2 separate regions of the Homo sapiens genome follow, and region 2 is linked to region 1. A link is an interaction called in ENCODE POLR2A ChIA-PET data of the cell type or tissue named here. Cell type or tissue: GM12878. All regions are shown on one strand. Each heading gives the region's core, and the rest is flanking DNA. Links, peaks and the distances in the headings are about the cores only.

Region 1 (5,005 bases), core at 1,247-3,746:
CCAACACAAAGAAATGACAAATATTTGAGGTGGTGGATATCCTAATTACCCTGATTTGATCATATTGTATACACATCTCAAAATATCACAAGTACCCCCAAATATGTACATTATATATCAATAAATTATTTAAAAATATATATATATCAAGACTTTTCAACCTTATCTATCAGGCTCACATATAGTTGTAGATATAGGTTTTATATATATATACACACACATGTGTGTGTATATATACACACACATGTGTGTATATATATACATATACACAGATAGATATAGATACAGATGCATCAATGCTCAGCTTCTCGCTCAAGAGCTCGGATTTAATTGAAAAGAGGATGGGATTCAGACATTACATAAATCATTATATGTTAAATCTACCCAAGTGATTCTAAGGAGTAACTAGGGTTGAAGACCACTGAAGTTAATAACGTCTATGTTACTTCTACTTCCCAAGTATAGAAAGCCAAATCCATAATAATTGCAGGGAGTTTTTATGTGCATGGCAGTGAGGCAGACAGAAGGAGGGAGTAAAAGGAGGGGAAAGGAGAAAAGTAAATCACTATTTCTCATCCTCAGATTCTTACAATCTGGACAGGAAACACCCACAATATTACCACCAAAATAGCATAGGCTGTGGCTAATGCAAAATAGTTCATAGCGAAATTCTTGAAAAAAGGTGAAATAAGCCATTCATAAGACTTTATAAAAGAAGGTAGGGATCAGCATGAATTAGAATTAGAAGATGAAAAAGATTTGCTGATGAACCTAGGAGCACAGGCAGCATGTGGTCTTTCTCAGTTATGAGAGAAGGCCACTAGAAGTTCTGAACTCCATCTTGCCACGATACATCATGGGCTGTCAGGCATGAGGACTTTGCACATGTTAACATTTTATTCCTCCGGTCAAATCCCTTCTTTATCATTTACTACAATCCATCCTGTAAGTGCAGTGGCATGATCTCGGCTTACTGCAACCTCCACCTCCTGGGTTTAAGTGATTCTCCTGCCTCAGCCTCCCAAGTAGCTGGGATTACAGGAGCCTGCCACCACGCCCGGCTAATTTTTGTATTTTTAGTAGAGATGGGGTTTCACCATATTGGCCAGGCTGGCCTCAAACTCCTGACCTTGTGATCTGCCTGCCTCGGCCTCCCAAAGTGCTGGGATTACAGGCATGAGCCACCGTGCCCAGCCCATCCTGTAACTCTTAAGGGCCACATTAGATATCATCTCCTCTTGGTATCTTTTACTACCTTTAATAAAGAGGCAATTAGCCCTCACTTATCTTGCCAAATTAAAGTTGCTTTTATACTGCCTACTATATTACATTATATACATTACTTGTTTTCACGTTTGTTTCCTACTCTAGATTTTTTTTTAAGTCATCTAGAGGTGGCAGAACAATAAAAATAAATCTTTTTTAACTCAGGAATAATTAAGGAGTAAATATCTACACAAATGAGGCTGGAATATGAAATGTTTGTGTACTGAGTAGTGCCATAATTGGAGACACAAAAAAATAAGGAAAATAATGTGAAAGTATTGCAATTGAAGTTCTCTGAGCAAGAAAATGGCCAAGTTAGAAGCTTGATAAGAAAGGGAATAGGCCAGGCGTGGTGGCTCATGTCTGTAATCCAGCACTTTGGGAGGCCAAGGCGGGTGGATCACGAGGTCAGGAGTTCAAGAACAGCCTGGTCAAGATGGTGAAACCTTGTCTCTACTAAAAAAACAAAATTAGCTGGGCATGGTGGTGGGCACCTGTAATCCCAGCTACTCAGCAGGCTGAGGCAGAGAATTGCTTGAACCCAGGAGCTGGAGGTTGCAGTGAGTGGAGATCGCACCACTGCACTCCAGCCTGGGCGACAGAGTGAGACTCCGTCTCAAAAAAAAAAAGAAGGAGAATAAAATGAAGGTGAGAAATGTTCAAGAAGTCTCGATCACCATTGACAACTGACTCATTCAGGAATAGATGGTGATTCCCCTCCAATTTTTGAAGCTGAGGAAATTGTATCATATTAGCCGAGAGAGTGTAAGAGTGACAGCAATATAGAGAGAGAAATTAAGAATGTGTGGGTGTATGTAAATAAAAATGATAAGCATATTTGGAGCATTTAAAGAGAGGACAGGTTATCCATATGAAGACTTTATCATAGACACTCGAAGGACAAAACTATGGAGTGAATTTTGCTAAACGAGTTGAGGCTGCATTTGGGAATTTGAGAATGGTTCACGAAGGTGACGACTAAAGATATAGAAACCAAATTGAAAGAACTTGCAAAATAGAGAGCTAAGCACGTAACCTTGGGGGGAAAAAAACCAGAAAAACATGATATTAGAAGCTGAAATGAGAGTTTCAAAAAGGAAGAGGTGACAAATTCTGTCAACTTTCTCAGAAAAGGGAAAATTCATTTTGAGAGAATGTAGTCATTGGGTTTGGCAAAAAAGCTTCAGAAATCCCCTGAAAGGGAAGCAGTTTCTGTAGAGACGGGAGGGAGGACGCTCCCAGGAGGAGGGCTGTTGTGAAAGTCAGCTGTGTAAAGGAGTACAGAAGAGAGTTGGGATGAATGGCTTAACTGGAAGTAAATTATTATTATTATTATTATTATTATTATTATTATTATTATTATTTGAGATGGAGTCTCGCTGTATCGCCCAGGCTGCAGTGCAGTGGCGCGATCTCCGCTCAGTGCAAGCTCCGCCTCCCGGGTTCATGCCACTCTCCTGCCTCAGCCTCCCGAGTAGCTGGGACTACAGGAGCCCGCCACGACGCCCGGCTAATTTTTTATATTTTTAGTAGTGACGGGGTTTCACCGTGTTAGCCAGGATGGTCTCGATCTCCTGACCTCGTGATCCGCCCGCCTCAGCCTCCCAAAGTGCTGGGATTACAGGTGTGACCCACTGTGCCCGGCCTGTGAATTATTTTTCTAAAAGAAATGGACACCAAATTTATCTGAAAACAAAATAATCATTCTGTTCCATTAACATGTATGTCTATTACAGTGTTACTACCACCAAGTCCTAATTATGCAACTTTATACTAAGCCTTGAAATAGGCATTGGGTTTCCTCCAACTTTTTTTAAAATGTTTTTTTCAAAATGGTTTTGCTTATTCTAGGTCGTTTGTATTTCCACATGATTTTTTTGAATCAGCTTGTCAATTGTCACAAGAAGCCTGGAAGGGCTTTTCAAAGTATTAGGTTCAATCTGTAGATTGAAATGGGGAGAAATGGCATCTTAATCATACAGAGACTTCTTTCTGATCAATGAATATGTGATTATTTTTTCATATATGTACCTTTTTAACAATTAGCTCTTCGCACCGATGTTTTGTAGTTTTGGCATTTAAATCTTGCACATCTCTTGTCAAACTTATTTTTAATTATTTCCTGAGTTTGAGGCTATTGTAATTGTTGATGCTGTTCTGGGTTCCATTTTAAGTGTTTATGGTGATATATAGAAATGTAGCATATTATCTTTCATCCTTAAACATTGTTAACCTCACTTCTTAGTCCTGGTAGCTCTCTTGTAAATTCTTTGTTGTTTTCCTATGTAAATGATAATGTGTTCTGTGAACAAAGTGGTTTACTTCTTCTTTTCCAATCTATTGCCTTTACTTATCCTCTTTGTTTTATTGCAGTGACAGAACCTCCAGTACAATGTTAAATAAAAATGGGCAGAGTAAACATCCCTGGCTTTTTCCCCATTGTAGGAGGATTGTATTCAGTCATTCACATTAAGTATGAGGTTCCTTGTAGGTTTTTCATAGATGTCCTTAATTAAGTTCAGGAATTTCAGTCTGTTTCTAGTCTGCTGAAAGTTTTTTAATAAGTAGACATTGAATTTTGTTAAGTATTATTTTGCACGTATCGATGTAGTTTTTCTTTTTACTTTGCTTACACTGTCTAGTGCACTGATTCCTCTCATTAATATTAAACCAACTTTGCATTCCTGAGATCAATGCCAGTATGTTCTGTTATCTTTTTATATTTATTGGTGGATTCAATTTGCTAAAATTATATATGAAAATATTTCTATCTTCAGGGAAAACATTGGCTTATGTTTTGTTTTCATAATGTCATTGATTGGTTTTCTTAACAGGGGAATGCTGGCCTCATAAAATAAGTTGGAGAGTGTTTCTTCCTGTTTTTTTTTTTGTGTGTGTGTGTGTCTATATGATTGGTCTGATTACTATTGCATTTCCTTAAATGTTTTGCTAAAATTTACCAGTGTAACCATCTGGGCCTAGAGCTTTCTGTGTGGGAAAATTTTAAATTTTAAATTTAATTTATTTAATGGGGACAATTTCTTCTTGAGTGAGATTTGATAGTAGCATAATTCAAATGCTTCATTCATTTCATATGTTATCAGATTTCTTGACACAAACATTTTTTGTAATGTCACCTTATCGACATTTTAAAATAAGATCTGTAGCAATATGCAGTCTTTCAGCACTCATATTTGTAAATTATTATACTTCTTGATCAGTATGGATAGAGGTGTATCATTTGATTTTTTTCAAACAGCTTTTGGTTTTATTGTTTTTTATTCCTTGTGTGTTTTCTCTTTCTTTGATTTTTTTTTCTATTAATGTTAGTATTCTTTTTTCTGCTTACTTTGTGTTTAATTTGCTCTTCTTTTTTCAGTTTCTAAGAGGTAAGCCTAGATCATTGACTTGAATCTTTATGTTTTAGTAGAAGCATTTATTGCTGTAAATACCCTTCTAAGTATCACTTTGATTGCATCCCACAAATGTTGATATTTTGTTCAATTTTCATTCAACTAACTGTTTCCTAAATTTTCTTGTGATTTCTTCTTTGACCCATGTATCATTACAGTTTGGTAGTTTAATATACAAAATGTTAGTATTTTCCAAATATCTTTCTCATTTATTTCTAGCTTGATTCCCATGTAGTTCAGAGAACATATTTTGTATAGTCTTAATTCTTGTACATTTTAAAGCTTTGTTTTGAGGCACAGAATATGTTTTGCCTTGGTAAATAGTA
Region 2 (5,005 bases), core at 1,493-3,992, 1.2 Mb before region 1:
CCAGAAGATAGCATGAAAAACAATAAATACCATAAAATAATAACCATCCAGCCATTTTTCTCCAATATACTTCTATTTATAGTTAAACATAGCAGGTTCTCTCTTGATGCATTACAATGAAAGCTCTACCACTTTTAGTGGTAAAAGAACTTGACATTTTGCAGACATTCGACCTGCTTCCTTCCCCATGCATAATCTCACTTACTTGAGGATCTCCTAAAATGGTAATCCCAAAAGTCAGCTTTCTTTTCTGTCCTTCACTTAAATGTTTAGCAAGGTTATCTTGAATGTTTTGCATGTCCAATTCCAATAATATTCGTTGTACCTATATGAGAAAATACGCAACTTTTAAAATCCAAAATGAAGAAGACATTTATGCAGCCAAAAGACACATGAAAAAATGCTCATCATCACTGGCCATCAGAGAAATGCAAATCAAAACCACAATGAGATATCACCTCACACCAGTTAGTATGGCGATCATTAAAAAGTCAGGAAACAACAGGTGCTGGAGAGGATGTGGAGAAATAGGAACATTTTTACACTGTTGGTGGGACTGTAAACTAGTTCAACCATTGTGCAAGTCAGTGTGGCAACTCCTCAGGGATCTAGAACTAGAAATACCATTTGACCCAGCCATCCCATTACTGGGTATATACCCAAAGGATTATAAATCATGCTGCTATAAAGACACATGCACACGTATGTTTATTGTGGCACTATTCACAATAGCAACACTTGAAAACAACCCAAATGTCCAACAATGATAGACTGGATTAAGAAAATGTGGCACATATATACCATGGAATACTATGCAGCCCATAAAAAATGATGAGTTCATGTCCTTTGTAGGGACATGGATGAAGCTGGAAACCATCATTCTCAGCAAACTATCGCAAGGACAAAAAACCAAACACCGCATGTTCTCACTCATAGGTGGGAATTGAACAATGAGAACACATGGACACAGGAAGGGGAACATCACACATGGGGGCCTGTTGTGGGGTGGGGGGAGGGGAGAGGGATAGCATTAGGAGATATACCTAATGTTAAATGACGAGTTACTGGGTGCAGCACACCAACATGGCACATGTATACATATGTAACTAACCTGCACGTTGTGCACATGTACCCTAACTTAAAGTATAATAAAAAATAAAAATAAAATCCAAAATGATTCATATTATGCAATTTTAACCACTCATTAAAGCAGTCGATATTTGTTATGGGACCTCTTTGCCTAAATTTTATTCATAACAGGGCAAATAAATCATTGAAGAGAATTCTGTGGTCATGATTTAATTTGGTAAGTGGTTGGCAGGTCAGTTAATCCAAGCATGCCCTCCTACCTCTTGTTCCACTTCCTTTAGATGAATCCCTTTTATTTTAGCAAACAGGCTGAGGTTTTCCTTCACGGTGAGTATGTCAAATTGAACATTGAATTGAGGACAGACGCCAGTTATCTTTCTGATTTCCTCCAAGTCTTGCATTTCAGAGAGATTTTTATTATAGATGGTAACTGATCCTAAGAATAGAAGTTAAAAATAAAATTGGCAAGATAATACATTCTATTAATATTCATAGATCTCATTTAAGAAAATATTGGCATATGTTCACAAATGTCTAAAATGATTTGTGAACTACTATTCTTGACATAAATATATGCTTATAGAACTGCATATATGTGAACACAATTTGTGAACTACTAATTATTCTTGTTACAAACATATGCTTATAGAACTGCACATCTACCCTGAAATATCACACAATGGAATAAAGATAATAATTTTTATAAAATTGCAGAAATATGAAGTATATTCAAAATTATGTAGCTCTTGGAAACAACTTTAGATAAACATTATTTCTCTTAAGCCATCAAATTTAAAATTTAAAATGAGAGGCATATGCTTGACCTCATTCTATTATAAGACATCTTGCCTTTGAGAAATTTCTTTTTACTCACCTTCTGTTGGAACAGACAATCCATTAAGAATATTTAGCAGTGAAGATTTGCCAGCTCCACTGTGACCCAGGATTGCCGTGATTTGACCTTCATATATGTCAAAGAGCAAGCCTATTTTTAGAACAAATTGTTAACAAATTATTAACAGTATAAACAGAAAGGCATTAGACAGGCCTGGTCCCAACATAGAACAAGGCTATTTAGTTTAGTGGCATATTTCTCAGCATTTCAATACTTTAAAATACACAATGATCAATATTTTCCTAATTGCCAAAATAATATGTGACAGAACTATAATAATTAAAATAATATGTTACTGGTGCAGGATATAGTGACCAATGGAACAGAACAGAAGTCTAATATGGACCAAAGAAAATATAAAAATAAAGATTAATAAAATGACCTTTCAAATGTATTAGAAAGATGGTTTATTTAATAAATAATATTGGGACAACTAAACAAATACATTAACAAATTTTATGTTTGTAATTTTTTTTTTTTGTTACAGGATCTCATTCTGCCACCTAGACTGGAGTGCAGTGGAGCAATCACAGCTCACTGCAGCCTCAATCTCCCACGCTTAAGCAATTCTCCCACGTCAGCTCCCTGTAGCTGAGACTATTGGCCCACGCCACCACACTTGGCTAATTTTTGTATTTTTAGTAGAGACAGGGTTTTGCCATGTTGCCCAGGCTGGTTTCAAACTCCTGAGTTTAAGCAATACACCCACTTCGGGATTTACAGATGTGAGCCACCATGCCTGGCCTGTAATTTTTAAATGCAAAGTATACGGTGTTTTCCAGGGTAAGAGGGAAGTGATACTGGCTGTTGGGACTGACCCACAGTAACTGGAAAAATTAAATAGAAGCCTCAGTTTCGTCATCTGCAAAGTGAGAGATATATTAACATGTCTTTCACAGGCCTAAATGTAAAATGGTACATGTAAATCACTTAGCATAGTTTCCCGCACACACCAAATCCTCAATGAAATCTAAGTGTTTATTGCTATTGTTGTCGTTGTCATTATTATTCATTATGTATTGCTTGTGGGAGTATGACTTTTTATGATTTTAGAGGGAAATAATTTGAAATATGAATCAAGAATCTTGAAAGTATGCTTCCTTTGAATAATTCTGCTTCTAGAAATTTATATTCAAGAAACAATTTATGACATTTACAAAGATTGAACAAGGCTGTTCATTCTAGTATTTTTTATTACACTAAAAATTGGAAACAAATTGAATCTCATACATTGGTGTGTTAATAAGTTAGTCGTGGTATCCATATAATGGAATGGTACTTAGCTTCTGAAAAGTAGGCCATAGATAAAAGATTTCAAAAGTGTGTCCCAAAGGTGTTGCAGATGTGCTCCAGAAACTAACTCCATGAGGAAGGAAGAGGAGGCTAAGGGATTGCAACTTCTTCCCTGATTTCCCAAAGAGCAGCTATACTTGGTTTGAATTCATAATCATATTTTTAATGTGTTGATGTCCAATGCTTTTAATTTTTTAAGGTGCTGCTATTTTTAAAATGAACAAAATTCTTAAAGAAGTTTTTTGTTTAGACAAAAAGAAGTTCATGACTTGATGAGTACAAAGGTAGTTCAAAATGTGCTCCAAAACTTTAAGTAATCAATTTAAAATTATTTCAGTATCTCCTGAGCTAACATTAAAGAAAGAAATCACAGCTCTAGATGGTATTTGATGAGAGAAACCTAGAGAGAGAATAAAATTGCTCATACAAATACATTAAATTCTCAAAGACCTAATCTAAAAGCAATGAATAAGACTGAATTAGAGGATGCTGTATTTATTAGAAAATACACGCAATATAAACACAATGGTCGGAGAACTCTACACTTCTGGAAGGTTCATGGCTCTTCTTTTTCAGCTTTTAAGGCTTCTGTCTTTTATAAAAATCATTTTTATCCCTCCTAAAAATTATTTTTAATAAAAGTAAATAGTCCTCCATGAAATCTAGCTACTCACTTTGATGTTTGCTTAAATGTCTGTTATAGAAAACTGTATGTTAGAATATTTTGTATCAAAATGTGTTTTTTCATTTCAAATTATAACTTAGGTTTGTTATAGGATATTGACTTGTGAAATTTAATTCATAGTCAATGGTTTTACTCATCTTGCTTTAGTTAACCTCACCAGTACATATAAACTATGTAAATTCACCGGCTAGTATAAAACCTTTATCAGATTTCAGTCTAGATGTTCTTTCCTCACAGTGACAATATATAAAATATTGTTCATAGCAGATTAATCTTTAAAAACAAAGAGAAATTACATCTTTCATTGTATGATACCACTGTTATAAATTAATAGATTCATGAAATATCTGGAAGAATTTTACAGCATATTCTTAATCATGATTAATGTCCAAGTGATAGCGTTATTTATATTCTTTTTTCTTTTGCTTATCTACATATTTCAAATTTTTTCACATTGAATGTTTCCCTTTTTTATAATAAAGAAAGAAGTGAAAGAATGAAATTTTTCAATGTTTTTCTTTACCTTTCAATGCTTCCACTTTTCCAGATTTTCCTTTATATTCCTTCTTAACATTTCTGATTCTGAAATAACAAAAAGGGTGCTTACTTAGCCAACACAGAAGTGAAAATAGCACGGGCCATTTATAGCCCTAGTCATAGTGATAACTGCAGCCAACCACTTTATGTGAAATAAGGGATGGCATAAACAGTCTATTCAGAAAGAAAAAACCCTATTTTTGATTACTTATTTCCCCTGAGGTAGAAAATAGAGGAGTCTCTCTCAAGTTACAATTAAACTACTAGTATTTTGCCTAGAAAAGTAGAATGCTGTGTAATTATCCTCACTTTCTTCCTCTAGCTTTAGAACAGTTGGTTCTTCCCCCTGTTCAAGATCAGCTCATTTACCTAGGGTCTTGAACTGGCATCCTGCATCGTCTCCAAGTCTTGCTTATTAGTTTATGAGTCAGACACTCTGTCACCTGCATCTTTTATAGTGTTCTCTCTAATAGTTCCTCTTTGAACTCACCTCTACTTTGGACACA

Evidence for each region. ChIA-PET counts read pairs that join two places held together with the same protein. Peaks named below come from ENCODE experiments on the same cell type or tissue, not always from the same donor. Only the 100,000 strongest peaks of a DNase experiment are listed, where the experiment ranks them.
Region 2: POLR2A ChIA-PET joins it to region 1 with 6 read pairs; 1 of 35 experiments calls an interaction of 5 or more read pairs at or near these places.

What each region holds. Positions count from the first base shown.
Region 1 is chr17:70,296,988-70,301,992 of GRCh38, forward strand. No RefSeq gene overlaps it. Among named protein-coding and RNA genes, the nearest start is that of KCNJ2, 130 kb to the left of the region's middle. RefSeq lists an enhancer at 2,295-2,404. In GM12878, for the core only: no CTCF peak of the experiment used is centred there; DNase peaks (open chromatin) are centred at 2,124 and 2,254; H3K27ac peaks cover 842 bases.
Region 2 is chr17:69,113,413-69,118,417 of GRCh38, forward strand. ABCA6 (ATP binding cassette subfamily A member 6) reads right to left here. Exons shown (of 39, transcript NM_080284.3): 11 at 4,486-4,544; 12 at 1,964-2,074; 13 at 1,350-1,525; 14 at 206-325. Among named protein-coding and RNA genes, the nearest start is that of MIR4524A, 16 kb to the left of the region's middle. RefSeq lists an enhancer at 4,651-4,840. In GM12878, for the core only: no CTCF peak of the experiment used is centred there; DNase peaks (open chromatin) are centred at 2,689 and 3,280; H3K4me3 peaks cover 1,315 bases; H3K27ac peaks cover 2,500 bases.